Linked DNA regions of Homo sapiens: regions 2, 3, 4 and 5 are each linked to region 1. The links are chromatin loops, found by intact Hi-C in ENCODE. Cell type or tissue: Calu3. All regions are shown on one strand. Region 1 has its middle 55 kb from the start of MIR670. Region 2 has its middle 11 kb from the start of ACCSL. Region 3 holds the start of MIR670HG (MIR670 host gene). Region 4 overlaps HSD17B12 (hydroxysteroid 17-beta dehydrogenase 12). Region 5 overlaps HSD17B12 (hydroxysteroid 17-beta dehydrogenase 12).

The links. A loop is a pair of places that touch in the nucleus more often than their neighbours do. Peaks named below come from ENCODE experiments on the same cell type or tissue, not always from the same donor. Only the 100,000 strongest peaks of a DNase experiment are listed, where the experiment ranks them.
Region 2: a loop joins it to region 1, with 8 times the contacts of the local background. A loop is called at or near these places in 5 of 110 quality-filtered maps.
Region 3: it touches region 1 in a loop (12-fold over the local background); 26 of 110 quality-filtered maps call a loop at or near these places.
Region 4: it touches region 1 in a loop (11-fold over the local background); 24 of 110 quality-filtered maps call a loop at or near these places.
Region 5: it touches region 1 in a loop (2.5-fold over the local background); 5 of 110 quality-filtered maps call a loop at or near these places.

What each region holds. Positions count from the first base shown.
Region 1 is chr11:43,501,752-43,506,751 of GRCh38, reverse strand. No RefSeq gene overlaps it. Among named protein-coding and RNA genes, the nearest start is that of MIR670, 55 kb to the left of the region's middle. In Calu3, no CTCF peak of the experiment used is centred here; a DNase peak (open chromatin) is centred at 2,021.
Region 2 is chr11:44,034,932-44,039,931 of GRCh38, reverse strand. It overlaps a transcript of ACCSL not described here. Among named protein-coding and RNA genes, the nearest start is that of ACCSL, 11 kb to the left of the region's middle. In Calu3, a CTCF peak has its summit at 2,369 (motif pointing right); a DNase peak (open chromatin) is centred at 2,381.
Region 3 is chr11:43,564,884-43,569,883 of GRCh38, reverse strand. It overlaps LOC124902807 (potassium/sodium hyperpolarization-activated cyclic nucleotide-gated channel 4-like), which reads left to right. Exons shown (of 3, transcript XM_047428006.1): 3 at 4,039-4,314. The coding sequence ends at 4,194. MIR670HG (MIR670 host gene) reads right to left here and starts at 578. Exons shown (of 2, transcript NR_131246.1): 1 at 311-578; 2 at 1-117. It also overlaps a transcript of HSD17B12 not described here. In Calu3, a CTCF peak has its summit at 2,298 (motif pointing right); no DNase peak of the experiment used is centred here.
Region 4 is chr11:43,849,582-43,854,581 of GRCh38, reverse strand. The region is part of intron 9 of HSD17B12 (hydroxysteroid 17-beta dehydrogenase 12); the gene reads right to left. Among named protein-coding and RNA genes, the nearest start is that of ALKBH3, 29 kb to the left of the region's middle. In Calu3, a CTCF peak has its summit at 2,332 (motif pointing right); a DNase peak (open chromatin) is centred at 2,361.
Region 5 is chr11:43,702,569-43,707,568 of GRCh38, reverse strand. All of the region lies in intron 1 of HSD17B12 (hydroxysteroid 17-beta dehydrogenase 12), which reads right to left. Among named protein-coding and RNA genes, the nearest start is that of HSD17B12, 24 kb to the right of the region's middle. In Calu3, no CTCF peak of the experiment used is centred here; no DNase peak of the experiment used is centred here.

The DNA of each region.
Region 1 (5,000 bases):
TTGGGTTCCCAAAGTGCTGGGATTACAGGTGTGAACCACTGCACCCAGCCCTAGAAACTGTTCTTAACCCTCTCCCCTTCCTAGGTTGTGCTGGGGTCTTTCCTGGGGCAGAGCCGGTTACCCCACAGGCTCTGGATTGCATCTTTTCCTGCCTGCCTTGTGCATTTCACTGCAAACTCATGAGGCATGAAGGAAGAACTGAGTCCATTAGTTCATTTTTTTTTTTACAGAGTCTTGTTCTGTCGCCCATGCTGGAGTTCATTGGTGCTATCTCAGCTCACTGCAACTTCCGCCTACTGGGTTCAAGCAATTCTCCTGCCTCAGCCTCCCAAGTAGCTGGGATTACAGGTGCGTGCCACCAAGCCCGGCTAATTTTTGTATTTTTAGTAGAGACGGGGTTTCACCATATTGGCCAAGCTGGTCTTGAACTCCTGACCTTGTGATCCTCCTGCCTTGGCCTCCCAAAGCGCTGGGATTACAGGGGTGAGCCACCGCGCCTGGCCCATTAGTTCTTTTTAAACCTCTTTTTAAATTATGCTTACCACTGTGTCTGGCACACAGCAGGCCCTTGTCTTAGCTCAAGTTACCCCAGAAGAAGACTAAGAATTGAAGTGCAGGTCATTTATTTGGGAGGTGACCTGAAGAGACACCAGTCGGGGAAGTGGAGAAAGCCGGTGAAAGATGTCCTATCAGGCCAGTTGCCCCCGGGGACCAACAGAAGCTCAATCTCAGGTTGGTGGGGTGGGGGAAGCTCTGGGAGAAGATACAGAACACACCTCAGAGTGATCTTCCTCAAAGGGGTACCTATCCACTGTTAAAGCAAACTGACTATGGCCTGAGAAGGACTCCTTACTTCTATTTCTGAGTCCTTGTGGATGAACTGTAGCATAGCTTAATAGGCCGACAAGATTGAAACCCTAACTTAGGAGTATGCATCTGTAACAATAGCTGAGTCTTGGCCAATCCCAGCAGCCATACTTCAACCACTCATGGACTGCCGAATGTTCAAACTGTGTTCAGATAAGGCAAATGCCATAACCGATCCACCTGTTTCTGTACCTCACTTCTGAGTTGTGTACATCGCCTCCCTTTTTTGTCTATAAATTTCTTCTGACCATGAGGCACCCCTGGAGTCTCTCTGAATCTGCTGTGATTCTGGGGCCTGCCTGATTCACAAATCGTTCATTGCTCCATTAAACTCCTTTAAATGTAATTTGGCCAAAGTTTTTGCTTTAACACCACCAACACCCATCTGTTGGTGACTAAGGGGTGCTTCTGGGGGCACCAGCTCTCCAGTACTGCCCACCCGTGCAAAGGCCATTCCCACAATCAGAACCAAGCCCTCAGTCCCTGTCTGTGTGGTCTGCAGTCTTGGGCTCATAGAAGTGGATGCCAAGGGATGTGGGCTGGTACCGCTGACTCTGGCATGGCTCTCCCTGTTTAAGCAGATCTGAAGGAAAGGGCGTCTTAGGCTGAGCTGATAGCACATTCCAAAGCCCTGAGGTTGGAAGGAGAAGGCTCAGGGAGCAGTAATTAGTTCTCAAAACGGCAGCATGGAGAGGTCTGCTTTGGGGCCTCCTGGATGGGCAAGCTCCAGGGATGAGTCTGGGTAGTGGAGCTCACGGTTCAGGGTCATGCTATCCCATGGGACTTTCTGATGATGGAAATGTTTCATATCTGCACTGACCAATGCAGGAGCCGCTGTGGCTGCCGAGTGCTTGAAATGTGGTGAGTGCAAGTGAGGAAGTGAATTTTACATTTTAGTCAATGTTAATGAATTTAAGTGTAAATGTCCATAGGCAGACATGGTTAGTGGCAGATATGGTTACTGTACTGGACAGGGCAGGCCTAGAGGCTCCGTCCACCTCTCCTTTCGCTTCTCTGTCCTTTGCAACTACAGCAATTGTGAGCTCCCCTGACACTGGGCATCACGGTGCCCAAAAACACATCACCTGGCATGCTACAGGGTCCTCCCCTTAGTGGCTGAGTTTGGGCCTCAGAGCCTCAGCCTTGTGTCCAGCTGCCACCTGCAGGATTTGGAAAGCAATGTGCAGAAGGTATATTGATCCCTTGTCCCTGAGCTAGAGATGGCTGGTGCCTGGCAGCAGTCGAGCCCCTCATCCTCACTGCCCTTGCTCCATGGAAACCCCTCTCTACAGCATCCGGCTTTACAGAGGATGAGTAGGGAGCACAACTTGGGACACTTCTCAAAACTCTTGGAGAGGGCTTAGTGGGGAACCCCCGGGCTCCCGGTAGCCATTTGTATAAAGTTAGCTTGTGGTAAAGGCCTTCATTTCAACAGGGGTTTGTGTCTCTGATGGTTAATTTGATGTGTCAACTTGACTGGGACATGAGGTGCCCAGATATCTGGTTTGACATTATTTCTGGGTGTGCCTGTGAGTGTGTTTCTGGGGGATATTAGCTTTGAGTCAGTGCACTGTGTAGAGCAAGTGGCCCTTCTCATGAGAGTGGGCATCATCTAATCCACCGAGGGCCTGCAGAGAACAGAAAGGAGGAGGAAGGTTCTCTTTAGCTGATGGCTTGAGCTGGAACACTGATCTTCCTCTGCCCTCTGCATTCCTGATTCTCAGGCTTTCAGACTTGGACTTTTTTTTAAATTTTATTTATTTTATTTTTTAGATGGAGTCTCGCTCTGTCGTCCAGGCTGGAGTGCAATGGTGCAATCTCGGCTCTCTGCAACCTCCGACTCCTGGGTTCAAGCAATTCTCCTGCCTCAGCCTCCTGAGTAGCTGGGATTACAGGCGCCCACCATCATGCCGGGCTAATTTTTGTATTTTTAGTAGAGATGGAGTTTCACCATGTTGGTCAGGGTGGTCTCAAACTCGTGACCGTGTGATTCGCCTGCCTTGGCCTCCCAAAGTGCTGGGATTACAGGTGTTAACCGCCACACCCAGCCCAGACTTGGAGTTTAATCTCTACTATCAGCTCCCTGGCTCTCAGGCCTTCGAAAGACACCACCATTTTTTCCGGGTCTCCAGCTTGCAGACAGCAGATCATGGGACTTCTAAACTTCCATAATTGTATGAGCCAATTCCTTACAATAAATCATTTATGTTTATATAGACATATATGTATTATAATGACACACACACACACACGCCCCCTATTGGTTCTGCTTCTCTGGAGAACTCTCACTAATACAGGGCCCATTTTTAAATAATAAAAGGCACTTACCCAAAGGAGCTAGACATTTTCAGAGATGCTAGGCTTTCTGCAATAGGCATCTACAGAAATTTTGGGGTTGGAGGGCATGGCCTAACTCTAGAGAAGGTGAACTTCAGACAGAACACAGGTCTGCTCTTAAGCCAGTGCGTCTGAACACGTTTTTCTATTTTAACCCTCCTGATGGATATAATTCATGTCTCTCAGTAGCAATGCTTCTCACACAGGAGAAAAGGTTATGGCCCCTCCAAACTTCCATTCACCATAGCACGTGGAGCACACATTGGAGTTCCCTACCTCCAAGTCCGAAACACACAAGGGCAGGACACACTATTCAAGAAATATAGAACTAACTCGAAATCAAGAAAGAGACATTACCAGGTCCCAGCAATGGGATGGGAACTGATGGTGCACAGCCCACAGGGCCTGGGAGTAACTGCGGGACTGAGGAGTTGTAGTCTTAGGCCCCATGGAGGGACAGGAATTAAGCCTCATGGACAACTGAGAGATGGAACTAGGCTTTAGGTGTGGCCAGGCATCAAAGGCAAGTCACAGACCAGAAAGCCCCTTTCCAACCGGGGCTTTATTAGGACCCCGAGCCTCCCACCTGTGGGAAAATTGAGTCCTAATTCGTGCTCTCCATGCCATGTAGAAACCCCAAGCTGAGAAACTAACATAAAAACATGTTTGGCCGGGTGTAGTGTCTCACGTCTGTAATCCCAGCACTTTGGGAGGCTGAGGCAGGCGGATCACCTGAGGTCAGGAGTTCGAGACCAGCCTGGGCAACATGGTAAAACCCTGTCACTACAAAACAAAATGAAACAAAACAAAAATATTAGCCAGGCATGGTGGCACGTGCCTGTAGTCCCAGTTACTCTACTTGGGAGGCTGAGGCAGGCGAGTCGCTTGTACCCGGGAGGCGGAGGTTGCAGTGAGCTGTGCCACTGCACTCTAGCCTGGATGACAGAGTGAGACTCTGTCTCAAAAAAAAAAAAAAAAAAGTTCGACTTTGTAGGGGATGCAGCAAAGACAACCTCAGAAACTTCTCTGTAGGGAAATGTCCTTGACCCCACATAATGTGTGAAAATACTTCAAGCATTAACTGCTGCTGAATAAGGACAAAAAATATAAAATATATGAGGAAGTTCAGCACTACTTATGTATGGATTCAGTCATTCATTCATTCAGCAGTTTTTTCTGGATACCTACTATGTACCTGGGGCTAGAGATATATCAGGGTACAAAATAGGTCCAAATCTTGCATTCTTAAAGCTTATGTTCAAGTTGGGGGTGACAGACAATATATAAGTAACATACACAGCAGACTTGATAATGATAAGAGCTACAAAGAGAAGTAAAGCATAAAAGGGGATTAGGAAATTGTGGAGGAGGATGTCACAATTTAAAATATCATGATTAGGGAAACCTCACAGAGAAGGTGAGCAAAGTGGCTATCTGGGGAAAGAGTATTTCAAGCTAAGGGAATGGCAAATGAAGATGACCTGAGGCATAAGCATGACTGGAAGTTTCAAAACACAGCCAGGAGGTCAGTGTGGCTGGAGGAGTGAGCAAGAGGGACATTAAAAGAGATGAAGCTAGAGAGGTGAGCCACATTGTGGAATAGGGTTTTATATGTTATTGCAAGCCAATAGTTTTAAGCAGAGGAATGACACGACCTGACTTATGTTTTAACAGGAGTCAATCAATAGTTACTCTGGGATTTTTTCTTTTTTTTTTGAGACAGTCTCGCTCTGTCACCCAGGCTGGAGTGCAGTGGCGTGATCTCAGCTCACTGCAACCTCCATCTCCCAGGTTCA
Region 2 (5,000 bases), 530 kb before region 1:
GCTAAAGTGATAGGGCAGGTGGAACCGCCCATGACTATGTGCTGTGGGCTTGCCAGGCTTGCCCTGGGCAGCTAGCTGCTGTGCTGCTTTCTCTAGGGGTCTACACAGAAGCAAGGCCAAGGCAGCCTGTAGCCCCAGAATACTCTGCCTTGTGCCTCTTTGCAAACTTTAATGAGAGCTTGTTTAACACACAGGTGCCTGGGCTCCACATCAGTAGGATTCCAATTCAGTAGGTGTATAACTGAACCCAGGAATGTGCATTTTATTTATTTTTTATTTCCATAGGTTTTTGGGAAACAGGCTGTGTTTGGTTACATGAGTAAGTTCTTTAATGATGATTTGTGAGACTTTGGTGCACCCATCACCCAAGCAGTATACACTGAACTCAATTTATAGTCTTTTATCTCTCACCCCCTTCCCATCCTTTCCCCCCGAGTCCCCAAAATCAATTGTGTCATTTTTATGCTTTTGCATCCTCATAGCTTAGCTCCCACTTATTAGTGAGAACATACAATGTTTGGTTTTCCATTCCTGAGTTACTTCACTTAGAATAACAGTCTCCAATCCCATTCAGGTTGCTGTGATTGCCATTAATTCATTCCTTTTTTATGGCTGAGTGGTAGGAATCTGCTTTTTAAAACAAGCATGACAGGTGATTCTGGAAGACTCTTGGAAAGACAGTGCCATAGTAGATTCCACACCTAAAGGAAGCATTAGCTGTGGGCAGGCACCTTACCCCAGAGGGCAGGACCTCACATATCCCCCATCCTGTCCTGCACTGGGAGCCCATCTCCTCTGTCATTTGTTTATTCATTCCCCATTCATTAAAAACAAAACTAAAAACAATCCACCGGGCACCTATTAGATACCAAGTATTGTCTTAGACCCTGGGAGCATCAAAATGAAGAAATAAATCCCCTGACTTGAAGGAGCCCCAGAATAAACTTTCCAATGGAAAAGTCTGATCCCCTATTTCCTGTGCTCAAGATCCTTTGACAGTTCCCCTTCACCTTACAGAGACTGCAAATTCAAATACCTTCAGGGACACAGTGGCGACACAAGTACAATGCTGACTTAAGGAAAAGGGAGAGGTTGGGGAGGACATAGGCTAATGGAAGCCTGCCTATTCCTCCAATAGGCATTCAAAATTTTTTAAAAAGTAAGGCCAGCCAAGCAAAGTCATTTTGCCCGTTGATTTCAGCCCTGTAGCCATCATTTGCAAGCTCTTCAGTGTGGCAAATAGAGCTTTGGAATAATCAGTCACATCTAGCTCCCTACTCTCATCCTTTGCATTCCTCTCCCCCTCACTCTACCCTCTAACTCTACCCTCTAACAACCCAAATCATTGAGCCTCCTTAACTCTCCCAGCACACCAGGATTTCTTGTTCCCCCGGGCCTTTGCACATGCTGCCTCTCCACTGGAAAGCCCTGTCAGAGGCTTGCCCACTCTGCGCATTCCTGCTTATACTTCAAGTCTAAGCTCTTTTATCACCTCCTCCAAGGAGCCTTCCTCCTTAACTCCTCAGGCAGATAAAGGGACCCATGCCTATGTTCCCACATACTTTGTTCATGCCCTCTGTATAAAACACAACAGGTAGGCAGTGCTTTAGAGTCTTGGCTCTAACATGAATCCAGCGTCTGGGCTACTCTGTCCTCAGATACCTGCTTGGCTCACTCCCTCATCTCCTTCAAGGCTTTGCTCAAAGCTCACCTTCTCCCAGAGTCCTGCTATGACCACCTATTTAATTCTACAACCCGCTCCTCATGCTCACCACACTGCAGTTCCCCCTCCTCCATCCCACCTTTCATTTTTATAGCACTTTTCCCCTTCAAGCATACTATATAATGTACTCATTTATTACATGCATCGTTTATTTTCAGTCCCCTTCTCTAGAAGGTAAACTCCATGAGGGCAGAGGTCTTCAATTGCTTTGTTTACTGATATTTCTCAAACGCAAAGAAGGGTGGTTGGCCCATGGAAGAGCTCAATAATGTCTGTGAATGAATAAATGAATGACCAAGTGGATGGATGGATGGATGGATGGATGGATGGATGGATGCATGGATGGATGAATACCATAATGCAATTTTCTAAGGTCTGGGCCCCCTTCTGGTCTGTACACTATTCACGTTCTACCATAGTTCCAAGGCACACAGGGAGTTTTTAGTTAATATTTGTTGAATATTCATTTCTAACTAATCTTTCAATGACTGAAGACAAGAATGAAGAAATCAATCAGTTGCAGGCACCTTGTGAATGTTGACAGTAGAGTGAAGATTTACCCAGTGGAAAAACTTCACCTTCCACAGCCTGGGAGCCTCTCTGCTGCGGGCACCCTGACTACAGCAGCTGTAACACGGATTTGCCAAGAGGGGTCGCTAAACCCTTATTTTCTTGCCTAGTGCAGAAAACTCAGGCCAGCCAGCACTGCAGACTCAGAGAAGCAGCGGGTGAGAGGAGTATAGAAGAGGCCAGACAAGGAGCAGCCAGTGCGCCATCCGCGCGTGCGTGACCTCAGAAAGGCTGGGAGCAGGCAATTGCATCTCTTTTCTGACCCACTGCAACCGCTGGTGGCTCTTGGGATCTCTTAGTATTTCTGTTTTACAGACAGGACTCAGGGCTCAGAGAGGTTGGGTACCTTGGTCACTGTCACAACCAGAATCTAGTGATAGGATTAGAATCCAGAATTGGCAAATACGACTGTTCCTGCTACCACCCCTTTGGCATCTCTGCTCCAAAAGCAAACAAATTCCAAGTACAACATCTGGCATGGCCTAATTTAGAAGGCCTGTAGGTTCCAAGGTTGGGGAAAGGTGGAGGTAGGCAGTGGGAGATGGGGAAAGGAGGAGAATTCCTCTTCCAGGGACACTGACCCAGCTGCCCTCAGCTCTCCCCATCCCTCCAGATTGCATAACCTTTTCTCCCTTGACTTCAGTTCTCTGGGCTTCTAAGTGGTCACTGGCCTCATACAAACTCACTTTGGAGACAGCAGCCTGGAAGGCACAGAGGTGCAGCCAGTGGGAAGAGACTGCAAAAGGTCCCCAACCCATCAAGGAAACTGTGGTCCAGAGAGAGGTAGAGGAACCTACCTGGCAAGACCCTGGCCCGTCCATGCCAGAACCTGGGAATCTTTTTTTTTTTTTTTTTTTGAGCTGGTGTCTTGCTCTGTCACCCAGGCTGGAGTGCAGTGGGGCGATCTTGACTCACTGCATCCTTTGCCCCCAGGGTTCAAGCGATGCTCCTGCCTCAGCCTCCCAAGTAGCTGGGATTACATGTGTGCACCACCACACATGGGTAATTTTTGTATTTTTTGTAGAGACAGGGTTTTGCCATGTTGGCCAGGCTGGTCTCAAACTCCTGGCCTCAAGTGATCCACCTACCTTGGCCTCCTAAAGTGCTGGGATTGCAGGTGTGCACCACAGCACCTGGCATAGAACCTGGGAATCTGTAATACTGGGCCCTGGGTTCCATATAACGGGCCTCCCAACAATTCAATGAGGAACGTGTCCTTGGCCCCATTTTATAGGTAACAAAACTGAGGCCCAGCGAGGTTCCTCAATCTTGTCCAAGTTCATGCTACTTGCTTGGGCCTGACTGCAGACCTGTCTGAATCCAGGCCCAGAGTATTCTCTTCACAGATTCCTGGGCCACAGTGACAGGACCCTAACAATTCCTTTAGGTCTGGCCTGGTCTCTAGGTTGTATGAGGTGACCTGGAATGGGGATCCTGGGGAGGAGGAAGGTCACCATGTCGGGGTCCTAATGGCTCTTGCCCACTTTCCTCCAGCGGGGGCCGAAGGCCAGTTACCCAGTTGGTTGCTACCTGGTTGCCCCCTGGGGAACAGTCTGGCTCAAACCACTTACATTGCAGGGACTGTTTTTCAAAGGGCACTGAAGTTCTCCCCTTCTCCAGAAAAGTTCCCTGACTGCTCCAGCCCCCTCGGAACTTCAACTATTCTTTTCTTTCTTTCTTTTTTTTTTTTTTTTTTTTTTTTACACAGAGTCTCACTCTATGGCTCAGGCTGGAGTGCAATGGCGTGATCTCGGCTCACTGCAACCTCTACCTTCCAGGTTCAAGCAATTCTCCTGCCTCAGCCACTTCAGTAGCTAGGACTACAGGCATGCAGCACCATGCCTGGCTAATTTTTGTATTTTTAGTAGAGACAAGGTTTCACCATGTTGGCCAGGCTAGTCTCAAACTCCTGGCCTCAAGTGATCCGCCTGCCTCGCCCTCCCAAAGCGCTGAGATTACAGGCCTGAGCCACCGTGCCCTGCCCCTTCAGCTATTCTTTATGGTTCTAATGCCTCCCAGATATTCTCTGGCCTTAGCACTCAGACCCAGACTGTGAAGATCTTGAAGAGAGGAACTAATGCTTTACTCTGCTTCTTTCTCCCTTAAGCCCATGGTGGCTGAGCATACCGTAGATGCCAAGTAGCTGCTTTTTGTTTACTTGTTTACTGTTTACATGGGAAAACAGATCCAAAAACCAGCTCTCTGCTTTCCAGGGAATTTTTAACCACAGTTGAAAATGACATCTGTGTCCTGTTGGACAACAGAGAGGAAGGAATTAGCATTATTCATTCACTCAACAAGTATTTATTGAGCAACTGACATGCTAGACACTGCTCTAGGTGCTGGGAAGAGAGACGGCAACGAGACAGACACAACCCTCTTGCAATTTACCTAAAGCAGGTGACAGAAAATGAGCAACATATATAAATAAGTATAATGTAATTGGGTAAGTGCTGTGAAGAAAACTCAAGTTGGGTAGGATATTGAGAGCAAGAGGGGGTGCTATTTAGGTAGGATAGTTGGGCAAAGACCCACAGGAAGCAAAGGAGGAACCTACATGGATCTCTGGGGGAAGGAAGAATGTTCCAGGCAGAGGGAATGCCAAGTGCAAAGGCCCTGGGATAAGAGAGTGTATTTGCTGTAGTTGAGGAATGGATCTGCAAGATTTCATAAACCTGGATAGCCACTTTAGCTTTTACTATGAGCA
Region 3 (5,000 bases), 63 kb before region 1:
GAAGATGAACATGAACAGCAACATTGCAGAAAGCACGAGGTAAAGGATGAGGTGTGTCCTGGGTGTTTGAGGACTGCTTTGAAAACTCATCTGGTCTCCTCTTGGTCATTGACGCTCCTACAACAAGCAAGAGGAAAGGGACATGGTGTCAGCAATCCACATTCCATCACTCACAATTCCCTGGGAGTGTTCATTTCCAGGCTCTCCCCTCCCCTCCTTCGATGGGACCATTTTGGCTTTACTGGGGATGGGGGCAACATGGGGGCAGATGCTCAAAGCTACAGCTGGGCAAGGGGATGATCAGTCTTACCAGCAGGTGGCCAAATATGAATATACTCCAAATTGGCCTATCTGAACAGACTATTCATCAAGAAGTCACTTTTCTGGCAAAGTGGAGTTTGTGGTATTAGGAGGTCAAACCAGAAAGTGCTGCTTCCACCCATAGCTGAGGGCCAGGAGGTTACATTATGGATAAATCTTTTTAACCTAGCTGCTCTGTTTAGGACAATGACAACCAATTGCTCAGGAGACACTGCAGAAAGTCTGCCCTTGTTATTTCTGTGTTGTTATCAGCAAGTGCCATTCTGATACCATTATGACATCACTCTGTTTTTAGGGGAAGGGGCAACTAGTGGAAGGTCTCAAGTCAGGAGTGGGGAGCTGAGTGATGTCTGCTGTAGCCACTGTCCCACTGTGTAGATTTAGAGACACACTGGCAGTGAAATTGGAGACCCGAACCCCAGCCAAAGCAGGAATGGGACTCCTATTACTTACCCATATCTCAACTCCCCAGTAAGAACCAATGTGAAAATGCTTTGATTCTCCTGGGTGAGGTGAAATATTTATGGCTTCATGAGCTACAGGAGAACTGAAATAATATTTGGGATTCTCTCAGGGACCTAGATATCTCTAAAATGTGGACTGGTGAGAGACCAACAGTAATAAGATGAGTGGCTTATGTCATTCCCAATTCCCAAATGACTCAATATCAAGGAAGCTCAATTATGAACTAGCCCAAAACAGAGAGACTCAGGAAAGGATCTGGATGTAAAACAAGAAGGTAGCTTCACAGTCTTTATTTTATGTAATTAAAAAACCCATGCTAGACTCTGAGTTCCAACCAACACCAACCAAAAAGTCAGAACTTAAGCTGAGAGTGACAGTTCTGGTCTTGATTCTGCCATTTGCCCCTAAACAAAACCTGGAAACAGGCACTCAGTATCTTAAGTTCCCAACCTATAAAATGTGTGGGCACTATCTGCCCTACCTATCTCATGGAATTTTATTTTAAAAGTAGGCGTGAACATGTTCCACAAATTTTAAAAGGCCTCACTTCTGTCATGGAAACTCTTCTTAGTCACTGTGGTAGTTCCCTGCTTTCTTCAACTTGGGCATCACAGTGAGAGTGCAGATTGGACAAAGCCTTGCCATGTAATTAATTGCCTCGAGGGCTGAATTAAAAAAAAAACAAACAAACAGGAGGCTGGGTGCAGTGGCTCACGCCTGTAATCCTAGCACTTTGGGAGGCTGAGGCGGGTGGATCACTTGAGGTCAGAAGATCAAGACCAGCCTGGCCAACATGGTGAAACCCTTTCTCTACTAAAAATACAGAAAAAATTAACGAGGTGTGATGGTGCATGCCTGTAATTCTAGCTACTCGGGAGGCTGAGGTGGGAAGATTGCTTGAAACCAGGAGGTGGAGGTTGCAGTGAGCCAAGATCACACCACTGCACACTCCGTCCCGGGCAACAGAGTGAGAGTTCGTCTTAAATAAATAAATAAATAAATAAAATTAAAAGAATAAAAAAACAAACAGGGCTGAGATTCTATAGGACCTAGGAAGTTTATGGCGCAATCTCAGAGCCTCTTTATATTAGGTGATGAGATCAAGTGCCACTTCCAACCTCACATTGTCCGTTGACTCTTGCTTCTCTTGAGTTGTCACTCAGGAGAATCATAAGAATTATGAGGGTCACTAAGGGGGTCTATTAGTCTATGGTGATGCCAGGAACTTATTTAATCCCTTCAGGTCTCAGCTGCCTCATTTGTAAAATGCTGGTTTATGGTGAGTATTAAATGAAATAATGCACACAAAATGCTTAGCACTATCTTGGCACCCCCAAAACATTAGATGAAATTGTAAAAGAGGCAGAAGAAACCAGTATCTGCAGTTTCATCTTCCTTGGCACCTCAGGACACCTTTTCTCCTTGCTTCAAGGTGCCAGGATGCTCGGATGCTTTAACTTGATACCCACAAGGCAGGGCGGAATAACTGCGATGGATTTCTATCAAAGAGCCAGTAGAGGGAGCTCCAGAGTAAAACTGTTCTCTCTTGCACATTTCCTTCATTTCTCTATAGAACAAATCTCTGCCCAGAGGCCACAGGCTTTTTCTCCACTAGAAATATTTTACTTAGAGAAAACTGGAGACCTCAGCACAGGACCTGGACCCGGTTCTGCTTTCAGGTAATCCAGGTGTTTTTGAACTTTAGAGACATCTTGAGTCCCATGCCGAGGTTCAACTCTTGGGCTCCATTTGCAAGTTGGGCTAGAATGGATGGTTCTTATGGGGCTGGTCCCAGGAGATCGGAGGCTGAGGCTGGAGCTTAAAATTTTTCTGGCCCTTGGATTTTGAATGTGTTCTAGCTTTCCAGTCATTCTCTTCCCACAAATATCTAGAGTGACAGCCATTAAAGGACCTTATTATAAACTTTTTATAGAAGAGTCATGGAGCCCGGATAACCTTCCTCTCCCAAAAAAGATTTGCATCAGGATGGTTGTATATCCCACTTAACAGCAACAGGATGAGGGAAATTGTTCTTGCCTGCTCTCAGGAGCCTTTAAAAACACATTCTCTGATAAACTAAGTGATGGACACGGAATCCTTCTCACACAAAAGACCTAATATGACTGTTATAAAGGGAGCAAGACAGAGTCTACTGAAGCTCTGAACCAAGTTTTTCTGCAGTCCTTTCCCTGCTGAAATTCCTCAGGTTAACTAGTCGGCTAACCTATCGGGGCACAGATCTTATTATTATTATTTTTAAATGTTCTGGGGGCTGGGCGTGGTGGCTCACGCCTGCAATCCCAGCACTTTGGGAGGCCAAGGCAGGTGGATCATGAGGTCAGGAGTTCGAGACCAGCCTGGCCAATATGGTGAAACCCCGTCTCTAATAAAAATACAAAAATTAGCCGGGCGTGGCGGTGTGCGCCTGTAGTCACAGCTACTTGGGAGGCTGAGGTAGGAGAATTGCTTGAACCCGGGAGGAGGAGGTTGCAGTGAGCCAAGATTGCGCCACTGCACTCCAGCCTGGGTGACAGAGCAAGAATCCATCTAAAAAAAAAAAAAAGTTCTGGGTCACAGTTAATCAGTGCAATAGTAGGAGCCCCAAGAGATGACGGGAAATCTTCCTGGTCTTTCTTACAATTAACAATTGCTCACTGCCTGATTTTGATTAGCAGTGGCCTGGCTTCTTGTTAGGTACCCAAGAGGCTCTGTGTTCACCTACTTACAGGATGATACACAGTTCAGAAGGAACCCAGAATAAGACAAAGACTTGCCATTCAGGAAGGTTAAAAATATTTGATGAGAGCTCCTCACCCCTTTTCTGCTGGCAAGATATCAAGAGTAACAATAGCTAATATTTAATGAGCCCCATATTTATTAACCTCAGGTACTGTGCAAAGAGGTATGTATACATCATCCCACTCAATGCTAATGACAACTCAATGAAACAGTCCCTATTACAATTTCTACATTCAAGTTGAAAAACTGAGGCTTAGAGAGGTTAAATAATTTGTCCAAAGTCAAACATAGCTGTTAAGTGTAGAAACTGGTATTCGGAAATACAGAGCATCCCCTCTTTGGGCCCTGGCTGGGTTCTCCAGAACAGACAGAAGTGGAGTTCCATCCAACATTGAGAGAAGTTTCAAAGGGTCAGGGGAAACTGAGCAGTGGGGCACACCTTGTTAAGTCCCAATCAGGACCGATGGAAGAAGCATCTGGTGTTCCTTCTCATTCATTGTCTCATTTCCACAGGGCAAGTGCAAACTGTCTGAGGAGGAAAAAATTACTTCTAGGATGAAGCATTTTACCTCTTTTTCATTTTCTAAGATGATCTCTCAGATACCTTGCGAAGCCACGCAGAACAAAAGGGAGTCATTACATATTTGGAAAATGCATTGGACCTCATGATTTGGGAATGAGCTATAAGACTGACAGCTGGGACAGCTAATTTAAGAGTAGAATTCTTTAGGTCCTGTACCTTAAAGGAAAAGACAGTTTTCAGGAGCTGCCATTAAGAATAATCTGAGGGTAAGTAATGGATTTTTCTCAGTAGCTATAAGCCATAACTCCATCTACCCTTATTGTAACTATGCTAGGCTCTGTTCACCTACCTCTGGTTAAGGGTCAGTGTTGACTCACTGGGGTTTGGACCAGCTAGGGGAGGCAGAGGCTGTATAGCTCACATCACAGGATGCACCTCTCCTTAATTATAGATGACAAAGACCCTGCCTTCAATCCTCTAATTAGCTTGGCTGCTCCTATTCATCCTCCACTTCCTGAGGTCAGTGGAGGGAAGCTGTCCAGTGAGAAGGTGGACTTCTGATTACATGGAGGAGAAAACGTGAAGGCGCCACTTCCTCGAAGGGCCTGAGGACCACTGACTATAAGAAGAAAGACTCGCTGGGCATGGTGGCTCACGCCTGTAATCCCAGCACTTTGGGAGGCCAACGCAGGTGGATCACTTGAGGTCAGGAGTTCAAGACCAACCTGGCCAACATGGTGAAACCCCATCTCTACTAAAAATATAAAAACTAGCCAGGCTTGGTGGTGGGCACCTGTAATCCCAGCTACTTGGGAGGCTGAGGCAGGAGAATTGCTTGAACCCAGGAGACGGAGGTTGCAGCCAGCCGACACAGTGCCACTGTACTCCAGCCTTGGTGACAGAGTGAGAATCTGTCTCAAAAAAAAAAAAAAAAAAAGAAGAAGAAAGACTC
Region 4 (5,000 bases), 350 kb before region 1:
GTGGCTATCTAAAGCCAACTTGATAGAACACATGATACCATAAAACAAATTGTAACAAATCAATCTCTCAATAAAACAGAGTTTGAGACCAGAGAAAGTATTAAAAATAAGCAGAAATCTACCTTTTTGAACCTTTAAAAAGGAAAGCATTAAATAATCCAGAGAGCACAGATTCAGGATAGGATACTTTTCACACTTAGTAAACTCAACATTGAGACAGAACCACCAAGTAGGAGATCTTTGATACTTTATTCTTCTAATGGGATAATGCCAACTTTCTCCATAATTTATGGCTAATTAAGCTTGTTCTATCAGCTTTGATCCTTCTAAAATAGACATCTTATTTCTCAGACTTGCGTTACTACTTTTCTTCCCTAGTTTCTCACCATTCTACTTCTGAGTTTTATAAACAATTTTATTGATAAGATAGAACCACCTCCCTTTTTTTCTTTTTTAGAAGAAACACAGTCTAACAATATGGAAACTGTTTGGGTAACTAAAAGACACCTGACTGGATGGGTGTAGGGTGACAAATCTGGACATGACCTTTAGAGGAACTTCAATAATGTTAGGTTCTTTATTGCTTAAGCTTGCTGCATTTTGGATGTGATTCAACACAGAGTATAAGGAAACCCTATTGTAACAAGTCCTGAGTCATGATACAAGAGGTCCTTCTGTAGTTTGAAATAACCTGGGCATGGTAGTTCAACAAAGAGTGAATGTATTGTTTATCTCACATGTGTGAAGTATCACTGCAATGATACTTCTTTTTTTCTTTTTCTTCTTTTTTTTTTGAGGCAGGGTTTTGCTTGTTGCTTAGGCTGGAGTGCGGTGGCACGATCATAGCTCACTGCAGCCTTGAGCTCTTGGGCTCAAGGGATCCTCCTGTCTCAGCCTTCTGAGTAGTTGGAACCACAGGTGTGCACCACCATGCCCAGCTAATTTAAAATTTTTTTTGTAGAGACAAGGTTTCAACATGCTGCCCAGGCTGGTCTCAAACTTCTGGGCTCATGTGATCCTCCCACTTCAGCCTCCCCAAGTGTCGGGATGACAGGTGTGAGCTACCACGCTTGGCCCAATGACACTTCCATTAAAGAAAAGGAATGGTTCTAACACATGGTGGTCAAAATCTTAAAATTTCAATCAAATTGAGATCTGTTCCATTCTATGGATTTCCGTCCTGCTGAGACCTAGAAGGAGTGGTCCCATGTCTCTGGTTTTTTTTTTTTTTTTTTTTTTTTTTTGAGACAGAGTCTCAGCGAGAGTCCCCAAGCTGGAGTGCAGTGGCGCGATCTCTGCTCACCACAAGTTCCGCCTCCTGGGTTCACACCATTCTCCTGCCTCAGCCTCCCCAGTAGCTGGGACTACAGGCGCCCGCCACCACGCCTGGCTAATTTTTTGTATTTTTAGTAGAGACAGGGTTTCACCATGTTAGCCAGGATGGTCTCGATCTCCTGACCTTGTGATGCACCCACCTCGGCCTCCAAAGTGCTGGGATTACAGGCGTGAGCCACCGCGCCCGGCCGTCTCTGGGTTTTTATGTACGTGTGTGCTTTGCATTTTTCCCACTCCGAAGTCTAAGTCAAGGAATGCAACCCACTCTCCTTGACAGGTTAGATGAAACCTCAGCCTCTTCATTAGAACCAAGAACCCCAGATGGAGTGCTGTCACTCTCTATCTTCCTCTTTCCTTGTTGCTGCAGCCACAGACTCATACTAAGTATGAAGTACTTCAATATTTGAGCCAACTTTGATTAGGTAACTTTTGATTTCTGAGAATTTGTTTATTGGGATTATCACTATATATTTATCCCTCACTTAGAAAAAAAAATTTTTTGTCACATCTTTTAAGGACCATTTTGCCACAAGGATATAGTCTATGAGAGCACACACTAGGGTGAGATCTCCGACTCAGACTGAGTAGGAAATGCAGAGTTCAGTGAGGCTCTCACAATGGGTCAGTAAAGAAAAGGTTATTTCCCAGAGTAAAGTTGAGCAGTAAGGAAAGAAAGAGTATATGTAAATACTCTGATCTCACATAATGAAGGAACATAAGCAAACCATTTCTCATTTCTATGCATTAGGTTTAAAGGTCACAAAATAGTGAAGATTAAAAAAAAAAACCCAAATATAGATCACAAGCCTGGTAAAGGTATTGTAAGATTTTGAGCTTCTAGAGGTAGAGATGGTCTAATCATTATACCTCTCAACTGCGTTATAATTTTTTGTTCCTTTCGTCCATCCTTTTTGCCATCTTCTTCCCTCCCTTCGTATGTAACATGGTATAAATTGGACTACTTTGATCTTGTAGGAGAATTAAGTTGCACTGCCTGACTGAACCACTTGGTGGTGCCACAAGTTAACTCTTCATGCAGCTAAACCATAGAGCTAGTCTAGAGAACCCCCAGATCAAGGGGTGGGGACAAGAGATGCATACTCAGGAATTCCAAGTTGGGTTATGTTTTTCCAGCTAAGAAATGTAAATTCTTTTCTAGAAAGTATATTTATTTCCACGATGGTTTAAAATCAAGGCAGTTAACATGGCCTAGTGGAGGGTTCAAAGACGAAACAGCGTTTGAGCTAAGTCTTAAATGAAGTGCAAGAATTTCCCTAATTGTAAACAAATAAGGGAACAGCAGGAGCCAAGAAAAGGAGCCACAGAAGAGCATGATGTTTTTCAGGGAACTGCATAGCTCAGGATGGTTCAAATGTTGGAAATGTGTGAAGAGTGGCAGGAGGGAGGCAAAACGGTACAGAAAACTGAATCCAATCACTGGGCAGTATCCATTTCTAGAACACAAGCTCCATGAAGGCTTGGTCATATTCATATATTTTAATGTTTTAGAACAGTACTTGGTACATAGCAGGGGTACAATTAATATCTATTGAATGAATTGGTGAAAGACACTTCATTATGGACAGCACCGAAGAAGAGTACTGGGGTCTCTTTCCACTGCTATGATCCAGAAAATTAATTACACCAAGAAGTTGATAATATGAATGTTTAAGCCAAAATTTTAGAAATTCTGAAGCATATATAAGAGCACCTATCTAAACAGGCATACTTATAGCTACTTGCCAATGATTTAAAAATAAATATTCCAAGTTATATGAAAGTAAAGAAATATCTTAGATATCAAAAAGCCATCTAGGTACACCCTTCAACTGTTAAATAAAAACCCAACAAGGGATAATTAGTTGATTTCTCCTGCTTACTCAGGAAAACATTATGGGAAACAGGTCAAGAAGATACTCATACTTTTATAGGAAATTGTGGGCAGAACAGATTTTTCAAGTTGCTCAATTTCAACAAGTTCCCATTACAAATATTGCCAGCTCAGAAACAACCTGACCTTGAGAGCTGCAGATGTGGGCAAGTATCCTGGTCTTCAAATTTAGCATTCCCACATGGCAAATAATTAATTAGGCCATAAAGCAAAGCTGTTGGTGCTTCCTTGCTCAGCCTATTTTAAAACAATAAAAATAAAAAAAATAAAATCACTGGAGACAACTTGGTATCTTGAGATGGAGCCTCGCTCTGTCACCCAGCCTGGAGTGCAGTGGCGCCATCTCGGCTCACTGCAACCTCCACCTCCCTGGTTCAAGCAATTCCCCTGCCTCAGCCTCCTGAGTAGCTGCGATTACAGGCGCCTGCCACCACGCCCGGCTAATTTTGTATTTTTAGTAGAGATGGAGTTTCTCCATGTTGGCCAGGCTGGTCTCGAACTCCCGACCTCAGGTGATCCGCCTGCCTCAGCCTCCCAAGTGCTGGGATTACAGGCATGAACCACCGCACCAGGCCCGACAACTTGGTATCTTTTTTCTCACCCACTGGAGCAGCTTGCTTAGATAACTGGACTGCACAGTACAATTCAGGGGGCTTGATTCAGAAGAGGAAGGCTTATGGCCATGGAGTAGTGGAAAGAAAGATGCCTGAAACTGCATGGCAGATATTCAAGAATCAGGGATTGAACCTTGGAACTTAACATGGTAGGGCATCTTTCAGGTGTCATCATCTGTGTACTAAACATGCTTTTCAACTGAAAAATGACCAGAACATCAGATGACAATGACCTGGGAAAATGAAGACCCAGAATACACTAGGGTCTAGTGTATTTGCACAGTATGAGATTTCATACATGGTGTCACATCTGCCTTTACCGAGCATTAAATTCAACCGTGTAGCCAGCACACACTCTTAAGGCAGAAGCTGGGGCTCCTATGAAGAATATTAGGAAAACTCCATTTCCTGAAATCTGTGTATTCATCTACGATTTCAGGATCTGGTATACAAAAACTTAAATAATTATACACCTATATTATAGTTTTGGAGTGCGTATTACTTTACTTGCAGACCACGAAATTAGCTTTTCCATATAAAGGCCCTTGATTATCTACTTGGCAGAAACCCTTAGACTTTCTAGAAATTTTAGGAAAAAGGAGTTGTTCTGCTGGTGCAGAGATCCCTGGTTATATAGCAATGAAAAAAGGCCCTGCAATAACAATACATATAAATCTTAGCATCTAAATCCAAAATGAAGGAGTTCAAAGTATTGTGCTCTACACAAAGATCCTTGATAAATGTTGGCTGATAATCTTGTAAATAACCTACCTCCAAAGATGTGGAATTTGTATGTTAACATTCAAGGAACAAAAAGAAAAACAGTGTAATCTCACAAAAGGCATTCACTTAACACTAAACTATTTCCTGAGCACCTACTAGAACAATGTTTTAGGCATGGGAACTTAATGAATAAAATTCATTGTGAATAAAAACAGAGTCCCTAATCTTACAGAGCTTACATTTCAGTAGGAGGATATAGACCACAAACAAATAATAATTAAAACAAAGGTGTACAGTATTGGCAGGCAATGATAAAAAAGCAAGATGAAAAAAATACCTGGGTAAAAGAGCTGATAGAGGCTGAGCCTGCAGGTGAGTTCTCAAGAAAGGCCCCTTTGATGTGGTGACTTATAACCAAAGATCTGAACAAAGAGATG
Region 5 (5,000 bases), 200 kb before region 1:
CAATCCTTTTCCCTACTTATTTAAATTGTGACTATCTCTCAGAAGAGTATTCTAGGCAAAGGGATAAATTAGTACAAAGTTTGTGCTGTAAATACACAAGGAATGGCAAAGAGGCCAGTATGGTTGGAGTGGAGTAAAGAAATTCCATTCAGGTCTCAGTCTAAATGTCAACGTATCGAGAAAATCTTCCCTAACCATCATCCTATGCAAAGAAGCAGGGATACAAACTTCCTCTCTATCCTCCTCTATTATTCTATCATCTACTTTATTTTTCTTCTTAGTACGTTTCACCACCAAACTTACCAAATGTCTGCTTATTGTCCATCTTTCCTCATTAAAATGCAGGCTCCATGAGAGCAAAGACTTTGCCCATTTTGTTCACTGCTACACCCCTAGGCATTGCAAAGCGTCTGACATACCAGTGGTGATCAATTAATTTATTGAATCAGTTAAATAAAAGAATAACTATGGGGTGTGGAGAGAACCTAAGAATAGACGATATAACTTCTCTGATGTTATATCTTACTCTTGATGATATATCTATGGTATATGTCATATCCCTGATATGAGGCATCAGTACCAAATAAGGGGCAGAAATGACAGTAATATAAAAATATAACAAAAAATAGAAAAAGAGGCATAAAATTTTCAAAATTAAAACCTGTAATAATAGCTTTCCTATTCATCTTGTACTTGCCTTTGGCCCATTATCAAAGAATTAAGATTATTTTACTAGTCAGCATAATACTGTACCTTAAACACAGGAAGTGTCGTCTTTCCAAGACCCAATGAGTATTTCTCCTATAAAACCAGAAGGCAGGAAAAGAATGCACACCCACCCCCCACAACACACACACACACACACACACACACACACACCCCTTCATTCACAGAGCAAAGCTTGACTAAGTTACTGAATCTCTTTTATCAGAAAGGATACCCCCAACCAAAAAGGCAGCTTCCCTTAAACCCCAAGCAATAGTGTATGACCAAAGTCTTCACAGACTGAGGTCTTTTTTCTGTTTTGATACAGAGTCTCACTCTGTTGCCCAGGCTAGAGTGCAGTGATGTGATCTTGGCTCACTGCAGCCTCCACCTTCCAGGTTCAAGCAATGCTTCTACCTCAGCCTCCAAAGTAGCTGGGATTAAAAGCATGCATCCTCATGACGGCTAATTTTTGTATTTTTAATAGAGACGGGGTTTCACTATCTTGGCCAGGCTGGTCTCGAACTCCTGACCTCAAGTGATCTGCCCACCTCGGCCTCCCAAAGTGCTGAGATTAGAGGCATGAGCCATCATGCCAGCCTGAGGATTCATTTCTTATTATCCTAGAGTCCTTTTAGACTTCGGCCTTATATTACTGCTATTAAAGATAAACAATCTCTGTCTTCTTTTTTAAAGCCATATTTATACACACACATCAGGCTCTCATGGTTCTTAAAGTCTACATCAGTAAGGACACACCCCCACCCCACCAGGGATGCAAAGTAGAGTCCATGTCCCTGAGTTCCATACATCTTTGCTCCAGCTTTTCAGTGACCCGGATGGTACATTTCCCCACCATTTCTATTTTAAAAATAAAGAAATCTACCAGCCTAGGCAATATAGTGAAACCCTGTCTCTACAAAAAATACAAAAATTAACCGGGAAAGATGGCATACACCTGCAGTTCCAGCTACTAGAGAGGCTGAGGTGGGAAGGATTATTTGAGCCGGGGAGGTGAAGACTGCAGTGAGCATGTCACTGCATTCCAGCCTGGGTGACAGAGCAAGACCCTATCTCAAAAAAAAAAAAAAAAAAAAAAAAAGAGGAGAGAGGAAAAAAAGAAATTTAAATGCCATTGAATCTGTAACCTTATACTTCCCAAACCAGGAGCATCTGAAATGGATTTCACAACCTTTATACTTAATACATTAATATGGAAAAATGGCAGAGTTAAGATGATACCCCCAGGATGATGAATACAATTGACTTCTTATTGGATTTGGAACGTAATTAGAAAGAAATATGCACAAAGGACAGTAACGTATCCACATATAGATGTACCCACTCAGCCTCACTTCATAGCCAGTCCTGATCCTTTTCAAATTCAGTTGAACTACTTTGGGCCACAGTCTCCCAGATTACCAGGTACTTGCTAAAAATATTTAGAGTAACTAAAAGCAGATCATCCCAAGAAACTTACTTCAAGTTAATTGAAAATCCAATATTCCTGAATCATTTGTTAATAGTTCTCAAAGAATAATGGTAATAAGACAATTCCCACATACCTCTACTCTTTGGTTTTATAAAGTATAAACCTGGGCACTAAAATAATTTAACTACCTGATATGGACAAGAACTCAATAACCAGCATAATCAGGAATGAGACTTTATTTATTCAGTAAGACTTGCAACCATATCCCATACAAAAGTCTTTTCCTTTCATCCATGTCTGTATTCAAATGAATAGCAATAAATTAAGTTCACCCAAAACCCATTGGACTTTATTTAAATCAATTATAAAATTTCATTTGAAACAAGAAAATTTCCCTCCTTTTCTACTGAATCTGTAGCTTAGGACGCTTTCAGCTGAAACTGACAGAAATATCCTTAAAAAATGGAATTTTTATCTCAAAGTAACAGGAAACATTCAGGTACTTCCAGAGTGGGCAAACTGAGTGGGTCAGGGATAGCATCAAGATCCCAGAAGCTTTCCATCTTTCTTCTCTGTGATCCTCAGTGTGTTGGTTCTTTCCCCAGTTTATTCTGTCTGGTCTTCAAGGTGGCCACAGGTATCCATCCCATCCTCACATAATAACACCCTTTCTTCTACCTCTTCTTAAGGCTCGGAAAGCCTTCTCAGAATCTCTCCCTCCAGCAAATCTCCTCTCATATCTCATTGTCCAGAACTGCGATATGCATGCTCCTAAACCAACCACTAGCAAGAGGAAAGAAATCAAAATAAGCTTAAGCTAATCAAGATTGGTCAACTTTTCCTGAAGCATATGATTACACAGTACCTATACAAATGTGGGATTCTGTCAACAAGCAACCAACTGTATCTGCCACATCTTCCCCAAGTGTTGCAGTCACCCTGTACTGAGGAGACCATGTGGAAATCATCTCCCATTCAGTAGATGAGAATTAAACTATAAACAAGAGATTAATTCATACTTTATCACAAACACAAACCTACAAGGTTCGTTCAGTATTTAGTCAGCAGTCATTTTTATTTACTGAAAATACCTAAAACAGGCTAATCCATCAACTACCCTGAGAGGTTGCAGAAACTTTACTCACAAAGAAAGTATACATCAACTACATCAACTTATGCCTCTAATCTACTATATTTTTAAAATTATCTCCTGGAATTAAGTCCTTTTCTACCTTTTCGTCAGGCTTACTTTGTTGCTTTGCTTAAAGAAAATGAAATCTAATGCAAATATTGTGATGGGAATTACAGCTAAGCTAGTGGTGCCTTGCCCATATCTCCTCTGACCATACCACTGGGGAGCACGTTCCAAATGCATCTCTTTGCCCAAGGACTTTGTGCCAACATCAAAAATGAGGAAAAACTTCAAATAAACTATCTAACAATGCATCTTAAAGAACTAGAAAAGCAAGAGCAAACCAAACCCAAAATTAGCAGAAGAAAATAAAAAATAAGGATCAGAGCAGAAATAAATGAAATGGAAATGGAAAAAAAATACAAAAGATCAATGAAACAAAAAGTTGTTCTTTTTTTAAAGTTAAAACTAATAAACCTTTAGCCAGACTAATTAAGAAAAAAAAGAAAGATACAAATAAAAAATGATAAAGGAAACATTACAAATGATACTGCAGAAATTCTAAGAATCATAAGTGGCTACTATGAGTAACTATATGCCAATAAATTGGAAGATCTAGAAGAAATGGACAAATTCCTAGACACATACAACCTACCAAGATAGAACCAGAAAAAAATCCAAAACCTAAACAGACCAATAACAAGAAATGACACAGAAGCTGTAATAAAAAGTCTCCCACTAAAGAAAAGCCCAGGATTGGATGGGTTCACTACTGAATTCTACTATTAGAATATTTAAAGAAGTTTGGCCGGGCGCGGTGGCTCACACCTGTAATCCCAGCACTTTGGGAGGCCGAGGCGGGCGGATCACGAGGTCGGGAGATCGAGACCATCCCGGCTAAAACGGTGAAACCCCGTCTCTACTAAAAATACAAAAAATTAGCCGGGCGTAGTGGCGGGCGCCTGTAGTCCCAGCTACTTGGGAGGCTGAGGCAGGAGAATGGCGTGAACCCGGGAGGCGGAGCTTGCAGTGAGCCAAGATCCCGCCACTGCACTCCAGCCTGGGTGACAGAGCGAGACTCCGTCTCAAAAAAAAAGAAGTTTAATTCTCATTCTACTATTAGAAATATTTAAAAATGACCTAGTACCAATCCTTCTCAAACTATTCTGAAAACTAGAGGAGGAGGGAATACTTCCAAACACTTTCTATGAGGCCAGTATTACTTTGATACCAAAACTAGACAGAGGTACATCAAACAAAAAAAACAACAACAACAAAAAAAGGAAAACTACAGGCCAATATCTCTGATGAATACTGATGCAAAAATTCTCTACAAAACACTAGCAGACAGAATTCAATGATACATTAGAACAGAGGTGTCCAGTCTTTTGGCTTCCCTGGGCCAAACTGGAAAGAGAATTACCTTGGGCCACACATAAAATACACTAACATTAACAATAGCTGATGAGCTTAAAAAAAAGAAAAAAAATTGCAAAAAAAATCTCATGTTTTAGAAAGTTCAGAAATTTGTGTTGGGCCACAATTCAAAGCCATCCTGGGCCACATGTGGCCCATTGGCCGCAGATTGGACAAGCTTGCATTAGAAAGATCATCCACCGTGACCAAGTGGGATTTATCCCTAGGATGCAAGGATGGTTCAACATACACAAATCAATGAATGCGATACATCATATCAACAGAATAAAGGATAAAAACCACATATTCATTTAA